2 separate regions of the Homo sapiens genome follow, and region 2 is linked to region 1. Evidence: read pairs that join two places in POLR2A ChIA-PET (ENCODE). Cell type or tissue: HCT116. All regions are shown on one strand. Region 1 overlaps JAK3 (Janus kinase 3). Region 2 overlaps SLC27A1 (solute carrier family 27 member 1).

What was found. Peaks named below come from ENCODE experiments on the same cell type or tissue, not always from the same donor. Only the 100,000 strongest peaks of a DNase experiment are listed, where the experiment ranks them.
Region 2: POLR2A ChIA-PET joins it to region 1 with 6 read pairs; 5 of 35 experiments call an interaction of 5 or more read pairs at or near these places.

Annotation. Positions count from the first base shown.
Region 1 is chr19:17,832,152-17,837,151 of GRCh38, forward strand. It overlaps JAK3 (Janus kinase 3), which reads right to left. Exons shown (of 24, transcript NM_000215.4): 13 at 4,978-5,000; 14 at 3,773-3,900; 15 at 2,932-3,064; 16 at 2,701-2,852; 17 at 2,420-2,570; 18 at 639-778; 19 at 368-557. Among named protein-coding and RNA genes, the nearest start is that of INSL3, 13 kb to the left of the region's middle. RefSeq lists an enhancer at 1-71. In HCT116, a CTCF peak has its summit at 2,541; no DNase peak of the experiment used is centred here.
Region 2 is chr19:17,473,263-17,478,262 of GRCh38, forward strand. All of the region lies in intron 1 of SLC27A1 (solute carrier family 27 member 1), which reads left to right. Among named protein-coding and RNA genes, the nearest start is that of SLC27A1, 5.2 kb to the left of the region's middle. RefSeq lists an enhancer at 2,418-2,712 and a silencer at 2,418-2,712. In HCT116, no CTCF peak of the experiment used is centred here; DNase peaks (open chromatin) are centred at 29, 2,549 and 4,887; H3K4me3 peaks cover 986 bases; H3K27ac peaks cover 3,641 bases.

The DNA.
Region 1 (5,000 bases):
CTCTGGAGGCTGAGGCAGGAGAATCACTTGAACTTGGAAGGCAGAGGTTGCAGTGAGCCGAGATTGAGCCACTGCCTCCAGCCTGGGTGACAGAGCGAGACTCTGTCTCAAAAAAACAAACAAACAACAACAACAACAAAGTAAATATCACAATGGCCCATTTTTCAGCTGGAGAAACTGAGGCTCAGAAAAGTTAAGGTTTCACAACTGGTAAGGGGTAGAGTCAGGATTCAAACCTGTAACCCATGTGAATCTGGATCAATAATCACGTTCCCAGCCTACCTAAAGTGGCCTGGCAGGAGGGTAAGAATGTGCACTTTGAAAAGCACCCATACGTCTTGGTTCACTCATCCGGGAGCTGGCTCACCCGGGCCATAGCTGACACCACGATACTTGACAATGAAATCACTGTGCAGTGCTTTGAGGATCTGAATCTCCCGCTGAAAGTCCCTCTGCTGGTCTGGCCCGCTGTGCTGCAGCTGTTTCACGGCCACCAGGGCACCTGTATTGTCGCCTAGCGGGTCATAGCGGCACAGCTCCACGCTGCCAAAGTTGCCCTGGGGGATAGCGGGACTGATGTCCAGGCACCTGGATGCTGCCCTGCCCTCTCCAACCCACCCTGGCCCTGCCCACCTTACCTTGCCCAGCTGTGAGATGTACTTGAGGTGTCTCTCCTCGAAGATCGTGGGGTCTTGGCAGGCATAGAGCTGGGCACCATTCCACAGCCCATCACGAGGTGCCAGGGCACCAGGTGTGGGGTCTGAGAGGAGCTCATAGTCTGGGGTGGGGGCATGGGCAGTGGTAAGCAGCGCCTCTCATCCTGGGCCCCACTCCTGAGTTGACTTGCTGTGCAACCTCCATCTGCATATTGACCCTCTCTGTGCATTATGGCAGGGCCATTGCAAGCCAAAGGGTACCTTGTGGAGACTGGAAAAAGGTGTCTCCCACTCTGTCCCAGGCAAAGGAAGCCTCCTCGTGCAGTGCACACCCTGTGCAACTCCACATGGCTACAAAGATGGAGGACATAATGAGAACTCATTTCCCCAGTTCCACTGCTATGAAATGTGGCCACATGACTGAGCTCAGGCTGATGGACAAGATATGCTGGGTGCCCCTCCAGTCCTGACCCATGGAAACCTAATACGGGGCCCTCCACACTCTCTCTTTTATCTGCAGAGGATCCAACGGGGACCCAACGCCTGAGGTGAGTGCAGCCACTAAGTGAGAGGTTCCTGTGGGCCTGGACACCCTCATTGAATGAAGACTAAATATCACACTGGGCATGGTTGTGTGTGCCTGTAATCCCAGCTATTTGGGAGACTAAGGCAGGAGGATTGCTTGAGCCAGTAATTCAAGACCAGCCTGGGGAACATAGCAAAACCCCATCACAGAAAAAAAAAAAAAAAAAAAAAAAATCCAGCCTGGTGTGGTGGCTCATGCCTGTAATCCCAGCACTGGGTGGCTGAGGTGGACGGATCTCTTTGAGACCAGGAGTTCAAGACTAGCCCGGCCAACATGGCAAAACCCTGTCTTTACTAAAAAATACAAAAATTTAGCCGTGTTTGGTGGCACGCCCTTGTAATCCTAGCTACTTGGGAGTCTGAGGCGGGAGAATTGCTTGAACCAGGGAGGCAGAGGTTGCAGTGAGCCAGGATCACGCCACTGCACTCCAGCCTAGGTGACAGAGGGAGATAGTGTCTCAAAAATATAAAATAAAATAAAATAAAAATGCATACAGGCATGCATCACCATGCCTGGCTAATTTTCTGTTTGTTTGTTTGTAGAGATGGAGTTTTGCCATGTTGCCCAGGCTGGTCTTGAACTCCTGGGCTCAAGCGATCCACCTACCTATAGCTGGAACTATAGGCATGAGCCACTGCGCCCAGCCAAACATTTTTTTAAAAGAATGAAATAGACCAGACATGGTGGCTCACACCTGAAATCCCAGCACTTTAGGAGGTAGAGGTGGGCGGATCACCTGAGGTCAAGAGTTCGAGACCAGCCTAGCCAATATGGTGAAACCCCATATCTGCCAAAAATACAAAAATTAGCTGGGCGTGGTGGCACACACTGTAATCCCAGCTACTCAGGAGGCTGAGGCAGGAGAATCGCTTGAACTAGAGGTTCAAGGAGGTAGAGGTTGCAGTGAGCCGAAATTGTGCCACTGCACTCCAGCCTAGGCAACAGAGCAAGACTCTGTCTCAAAAATAAATAAATAAATAAAATATCATCATGTTGAACCTTGAACTGAGGGGACTGTTCGTTACAGTAGCTGTTGAAGCTCACACTGACTGTCACAGTCACCAACCCCTCCAACCTCACCAGACACACAGGGCGTGGCCTGCTGCAAACCACGCTCCTTCCACTGGGCCCAATATGACATCACAGCCCTCCCCACCCAACCCGTCCCAGCGGGCACCTGAAGAGATGAGGCTATTGAGGTCACGAATGACGGCTCGGAAGGAGGGCCTCTGGACCGGCTCATAGGCCATGCACTGTTGAATCAGCAGGGCCAGCTCTGTCCACTTGGGGGCCGGCAGCTGCTGCCGGTCCTCATAAAATTGGAGTTTCTGAGGGTGAGAGGAGCAGTCGGTAATCCCCAACCCAATAGACCCACCCCAATCTCCCCAGACTGGATGTCAGTCTGCCCTTCTGTCAAAGTGGGGGTTCGGAGACCGATGCCGGGTGAGGGGCTCTGACCTTAGCAGGATCCAGGGCACTGATGGGCATGGTGACGCCACTAAACACTTCCCAGACCGTGGCGCCGAAGCCCCACTTGTCAGCTTCCAAGCTAAGTGTCTGCGCCTCCCGGAGACACTCGGGGGCCACCCAGGGGATCCTGTCGGTGAGCACTGAGGGAATGAAAGTGGGATCAGGGATCCACTTCCTTGCCCTGCTCAGCCCCTCCCTCCTCCACCTCCAGGAACTTACTCTCCAGGCTTAACACAGCGGGGCTGACCCCAGGGTCACTCAGCTTGATGAAGGGCGGGCTCCCATCAGCCCCCTCCCGAGCCAGGAGCACCTTCCGGGCAGAGACATTGCCATGGGGCAGGCCTTTGTCCTCCTAAGGGGGCCAGACACAGGAAAATGCCCGGGAGGGTTTGATGAATGAAGAGTCTGTTTGGCAAACTCCTATACATCCTTCAAAACCCACTTGGTACTGCTCAGACATGCTCCAGCATCGTCCCTGACTCCTGACATCCTGTCTTGCCCCTCTAGTTCACCCCCTACACTGACCTGGCTATGTCCCTCCCCTTCTCAAACACCACCCCATCCTGTGACTCCCCAGTGCCTTTGACACAAAGTGAAAGCTCCTCAGCCTGGCATTCAAGGCCCTTGCTCAAGCTTCCAATGAACTTCCCTTCCACACTTGCACCCTGGTCTCCTGCCAACAGAACTGCCTGATAGGCCCCAGGGGATGCAACACACTATCTAGCCTGCAGGCCTTTGCCTAGGCTGTTCCCTCAGCCTGACATTCCTTCCTTCCTTTCTTCTCTTGATGAACTTCTACTCAACTTTTAAGGCCCTATCTCCAATGTTCCTTCTTCTAGGAAGCCTTTCTTCCTGCCCAGCCTCGTCATTCACCACACGCCCTGACATCCAAGAATGACTTGTTCTCTTCTAGTGTTCTCACAACCTGAACCTAAAATGCCCTCCCCTCGAACCCTTACCAAACTCCTATGCATACTACAGAGCCCACTCCCAATTCCTCTTCCACCCAGAGAAAGCCTTCCCTGGGAATGGAGGGTGGAGCAGGCAGAGGAGCACTCACCAGATAGTTGAGGGCGTAGGCCAGCTGTTTGACCACCTGCAGCTTCCAGCTGGCTGGCACCAGGTGGCCACGTTTTCGCAGATACATGTCTATGGCCCCCAGGTGTACAAATTCCTGCACCATGGTGCCTGGTTGGCAGCAGGGAGAGGCGGGGTTGGGAGACTGAACTGCACTTGTGTTGAGGAGGTTCTGCCAACACCCTGGCTCTCAGGGTCTCTCAAACTCTCATCTCTGTCTGTTCCCTCCCCTGCTGCCTCTGTTCATACAGTACTCACCTCTCCTCCCACCTCCATCTCTGAATGATTTGCCTGGAATGCCTGGAAGGTGTTGAGCCCTGTCTGTATCTGTATCTCACTTTTTTTTTTCTCTTTTCTTTTGAGACAGAGTCTTACTCTGTTGCCCAGGCTGGAGTGCAGTGGTGCGATCTCGGCTTACTGCAACCTCTGCCTCCCGGGTTCAAGTGATTCTCCTGTCTCAGCCTCCTAAGTAGCTGGAACTACAGGCGCATGCCACCACACCCGGCTGATTTTGTATTTTTAGTAGAGACGGGGTCTTGCCATGTTGGCCAGACTGGTCTTGAACTCCTGATCTCAGGTGATCCACTCGCCTCGGCTTTTCAATTACAGGCATGAGCCACCACGCCCAGCCTCTGTATCTCACTTCTAACCCTTTGCATATTCTGTGTCCTCTGCCTAGAACACCCCTCTTCCTTTCCTAATCCACACTTGTCCTTATCTTTCCAGGTTAGAATGCATCTCTGTCTTCCCACAAGCATTGCCCAACCCCCAGGCTGGCCCAGCAGCCTCTCTGACCATCCACAGTGCTCCGTGCTGCCCTCCTCACACCTCATCACACCCTGCCTGTCACATTCTAGGCTCTGTCCCAGCTCCTGGCCCATCCTAGACTCCCAACCAATGAAACCAAGGCTCAGAAAGGTTACGTGACCTGTACAAAGCTGCAGAGATTAGAAAGCCAGGTTTGTCTGACTTCAGGTCATTCTGGGGCTGGATATGGGTGAGAACCTGGAGCCGCTTTCCAAGGAGTGATGATGGAGAGACATAAATAAAGGGTAATGAACACGGCTCCCATCCAGGGTGGCCCAGTGTGTTGCTGGGGCTGTCATATAGCGGCTCAGAACAGAGGTGGGAAGAACAGCCTAGACTTGGGTGAGGCAGGGGTGGGGTGGGTGGGTGGGGGGCTCTCACTGTCTCCAGCCATGCACACGCCG
Region 2 (5,000 bases), 360 kb before region 1:
CAGATGGTGCAGTTGGAGTTGCAAACTCATGTGAGGTTATGAGTCATCGATCGAGATTTCACCCCTTCCTCCTAACAGCAAGGTCTGAGATACCAAATTTCCTTTTAGCTCCTGGTGTGTGTATGTTAAGGAAAGATCTTATTTTGATTTCCAATTCACCTTTATGTTGAATGGGCATGCTTTGAGGTCTTATCAGACTCAAACCTGCTTGTCTGACACCTAAGCTGTCCCCCTCCTGGGGCTACAATGACATTTTGGCCTCTGGTTGGTCCTTATTTTCTGATCACCTTGTTGCTACATTAATAAAAAATTAACTCGGCTGGGCGCGGTGGCTCACACCTGTAATCCCAGCACTTTGGGAGGCCGAAGCGGGTGGATCACCTGAGGTCAGGAGTTTGAGACCAGCCTGGCCAACGTGGCGAAGCCTTGTCTCTACTGAAAATACAAAAATTAGCCGGGCGTGGTGGTGCACGCCTGTAATCTCAGCTACTTGGGAGTCTGAGGCAAGACAATCACTTGAACCTGGGAGGTGGAGGTTGCAGTGAGCCAAGATCGTGCCATTACACTCCAGACTGGGCAACATGAGCGAAACTCCATCTCAAAAAACAAAACAAAACAAAACAAAGATTTAACTCATTTAACCCAGCATTTTTAGTTGTTTTCTTTCTTTGCTTTGGGATTAGAAGTTTCTTGTTTTTTTGATAAAGTCTCACTCTGTCACCCAGGCTGGAGTGCAGTGGTGTGATCATAGCTCACTGTAGCCTCAACTTCCTGGGCTCAAATGATCCTCCCATCACAGCCTCCCAAGTAGCTGGGACTACAGATGCGTGCCACAACAGCCAGCAGATTTTGTTTATTTTTTATAAAGGAGAGGTCTCACTATGTTGTCCAGGCTGGTCTTGAACTCCTGAGGTCAAGAGATCCTCCTGCCTCAGCCTCCCAAAGTGCTAGGATTATAGGTGTGAACCACCACATCTGGCCTGTTTTCTTGCCTTTTAATCTTGGGCCTCTTTCTAGACTGTGGGCCCTATAGGGGCACAAAAGGAGACTGTGTCAGTCTTGGTGCCACTGTGGCCCTGCGCCCCACTCAGGATTGGCGCACAGCGGTAGCGCAGGACATGTTTGTTAGGTGGAAGGCCATCCCTTCCTTCTTGGGTTCACCCAGGCCCATCTCTCCCTCCTCTCCAGCTCTGCTCCCATGGGCCCTGTGGGTGTCCATGCCTGGTTCTAAGTTCCTGACATGGCTTGACATACTTGCCTGTGGGTGGCAGCTTTGAAGATGGCCCCAGGGATCCCTGTCTCCTGCTCTTCCCACTTGTATGGTCCCCTCCCTTTGAGTGTGGGCTGGACCTAGTGACCCCTTTCTTTTTTTTTTTTTTTTTTTTGAGATGGGAGTTTCGCTTTGTCACCCAGGCTGGAGTGCAATGGCGCGATCTCGGCTCACCGCAACCTCCGCCTCCCAGGTTCAAGTTATTTTCCTGCCTTAGCCTCCTGAGTAGCTGGGATTACCGGCATGCACCACCACGCCCAGCTAATTTTGTATTTTTAGTAGAGACGGGGTTTCTCCATGTTGGCCAGGCTGGTCTTGAACTCCCGACCTCAGGTGATCTGCCCGCCTGGGCCTCCCAAAGTGCTGGGATTACAGGTGTGAGCCACTGCGCCCTGTTTTTTTTTTGAGACGGAGTCTTGCTCTGCCACCCGGGCTGGAGTGCAGTGGTGTGACTCCACTGCACCCTCCAGCTCCCAGGTTCAAGCAATTCTCCTGTCTCAGCCTCCCGAGTAGCTGGGATTACAGGTGCCTGCCACCACACCCGGATAATTTTTGTATTTTTAGTTGAGAGGGGGTTTCACCACATTGGCCAGGCTGGTCTCAAGGTCCTAACCTCAGGTCATCCGCCTGCCTTGGCCTCCCAGAATGCTGGTATTACAGGCTGAACCACTGCGCCCAGCCCTAGTGACTCCCTTCTAATGAGTAAAATACATCAGAATTGATGGAGGCTGGGTGCAGAGGCTCGTGCATATAATTCCAGCACTTTGGGAGCCCAAGATGGGAGGATTGCCTGAGGCCAGGAGTTCAAGACCAGCCTGAGCAACATGATGAGACTCCATCTCTACACGCAAAAAATTAGCTGGGGGAGTGGGGCTCTCCTGTGGTCCCAGCTACTCAGGAGGCTGAGTGGGAGGATTGCTTGAGTCCAGGAGGTCAAGGCTGCAGTGAGCCATGATTGCCCCACTGCACTCCAGCCTGGGTGAGGGAGCAAGACTCTGTCTTGAAAAATGAAGGGGTGCTGACAAATCCCATTTAACACGTGAGAGAACAGAGGCACAGAGAGGGGAGGTTATTTGCCCAGAAACACACAGCCGGGGAGGCACAGGACTCCAGAGCATGTGCTCTTAGCCACTGTGCCGCACTGGAGTGGTTGGGGTGCTAAATTTAGACCTTGGCTTCAGAAAATATTTCAGCACCCTGCCCTGACTCTCCTAACATGCCCTGTACTTCCTGCATGAAATCTGATCGTATTCATCCTTGTTGATTTCTTCCGCCCTGGAGTCCTGGGCCCAGAGCTGGACAGTGGGCTCATTGTCCCCAGGCTGGGGGTGGCTTGAGCAGCTGCCAGGCAGGGCTGCCTAGGCATGTGGCTGGAACCAAGTACAGGAATCCACTGCCTGCTGGTGTGGGCATCCTTGAGAGAGAACGAGTGAGACCAAGAGACCGGGAGGCTGGGGGTGAATCCTCGTGTTCCCACATCTAGCTCTGGTGTTTAGCCTGACGGTGACCAACTGTGGCCTCAGTTCCTGTTTCTTGTTGTTGTGTTGCCTCTGGACGGGCACCCTACTGGCAGGGGCTGTTTCCTGTGGTTACTCCCTCAATAACAGCCCTCTCCCCATGGATGTAACATTTGTACCCCATCATGGAGTTCTTGGGGTGCTCCGTCAAATTCACCCACAGGAAGCCCTTAGAGCAGAATTGGGTGTATACTAGGTGCTCCAGGCTGGGCATGGTGGCTCATGCCTGTAATCCCAGCACTTTGGGAGGCTGAGGCGGGCTGATCACCTGAGGTCAGGAGTTCGAGACTAGCCTGGCCAACGTGGCGAAACCCTGTCTCTACTAAAAATACAAAAAAATTAGCTGGGCGTGGTAGCGGGCACCTGTAATCCCAGCTACTCGGGATGCTGAGGCAGGAGAATCGTTTGAACCCGGGAGGCAGAGGTTGCAGTGAGCTGAGGTGGCACCACTGCACTCCAGCCTGGGTGACAGAGTGAGACTCTGTCTCAAAAAAAAAAAAAAAAAGGAAAAAAAAAGACGCAGGCATTGGGCACCTGCTGTGTGCCTCATGGGCACTTGGCCTGCCACTGGCTACGTCGCCAGCACTTGATAAATGCTTTGTAATAAGTCTGCCAGGGATTAGAGGGACCCTGGGAGGAGGCTTTGTTTCTGGGTTGTTCTGTCCTCAAATTGCTCTGTGACCTTGGGCGTGTCCATTCCCCACTCCGAGCCCCCAGTTCATTCATTATTTGACAAATGGGGATCTGAGGGACCTATTTTGGAGGGTGGATATAAGGTTAGCACAGGGCATGGCAGATAGTAGGTGCTTAATAAACACTGAGAATGATCATCTGTTTTTTTTTTTTTTTTTTTTTTTGAGACATGGTCTCACACTGTCACCCAGGCTGGAGTGCAGTGGTGCAATCTTGGCTCACTGCAACCTTCACCTCCCGGGTTCAAACAATTCTTATGGCTCAGCCTCCCAAGTAGCTGGGACTATAGGTGCCCACCACCACACCTGGCTAATTTTTGTATTTTTAGTAGAGACGGGGTTTTGCCATGTTGGCCAGGCTGGTCTCGAACTCCTGGCCTCAAGTGATCCACCCACCTTGGCCTACCAAAGTGCTGGGATTACAAGTGTGAGCTACTATGTCTAGCTGAGAATGATTATCTTGGCTGCTCTGTTTATTGGTTGAATGGATGAGCAGCGCTTTTTTTTTTTTTTTTTTTTTTTTGAGACTGAATCTTGCTCGATTGCCCAGGCTGGAGTGCAGTGGTGTGATCTCAGCTCACTGCAACCTCCACCTCATGGGTTCATTCTCCTGCCTCAGCCTTCTGAGTAGCTGGGATTACAGGTGTGCACCACCATGCCTGGCTACTTTTTTTGTATTTGTAGTAGAGACAGGGTTTCATCATGTTGACCAGGGTGGTCTCAAACTCCTGACCTCAGGTGATCCACCCACCTTGGCCTCCCAAAGAGCTGGGATTACAGGCATGACCCACCGTGCCTGGCCTTCTTTCTTTCTTTCTTTCTTTTTTTGAGACAGGGTCTCACTCTCATTGCCCAGGCTGGAGTGCAGTGGTGCAATCTTGGCTCACTGCAACCTCCACCTCCTGAGTTCAAGCAAGTCTCTTGCCTCAGCCTCCCGAGTAGCTGGGATTACAGGTGCCCGCCACCATGCCCGGCTAATTTTTTTGTATTTTTAGTAGAGACGGGGTTTCACCATGTTGGGCAGGCTGGTCTTGAACTCCTGCCCTCAGGTGATCCACCCACCTCAGCCTCCCAAAGTGCTGGGATTACAGGTGTGAGCCACCGCACCTGCCGCCCACCTTTTTCTAAAATAAATTTAAAAAATTATTTTAACATAGAGATGAGGTCTCACTATATTGCCCAGGCTGGCCTCGAACTCCTGGCCTCAAATAGTCCCCCTGTCTTGGCCTCCCAGAGTGCTGGAATTACAGGAGTGAGCCCCTACACCTGGCCCTGAAGTGTTGACATTGAACTCAACTAGCAGCACTAAAACCCACGCCTGAAGAAAGCTGCTGTAACACACATATTTTCTCCATGAGGCACATCACACCAGACAAGCGCCTCAGCCCTGTGCTTGGGGGTCATTTTCAACAGCGAAGTCACCAGCAAAAATCACAAAAATGCAGCTGGGCGCGGTGGCTCATGCCTGTAATCCCAGCACTTTGGGAGGCTGAGGCAGGCGGATCACCTGAGGTCAGGAGT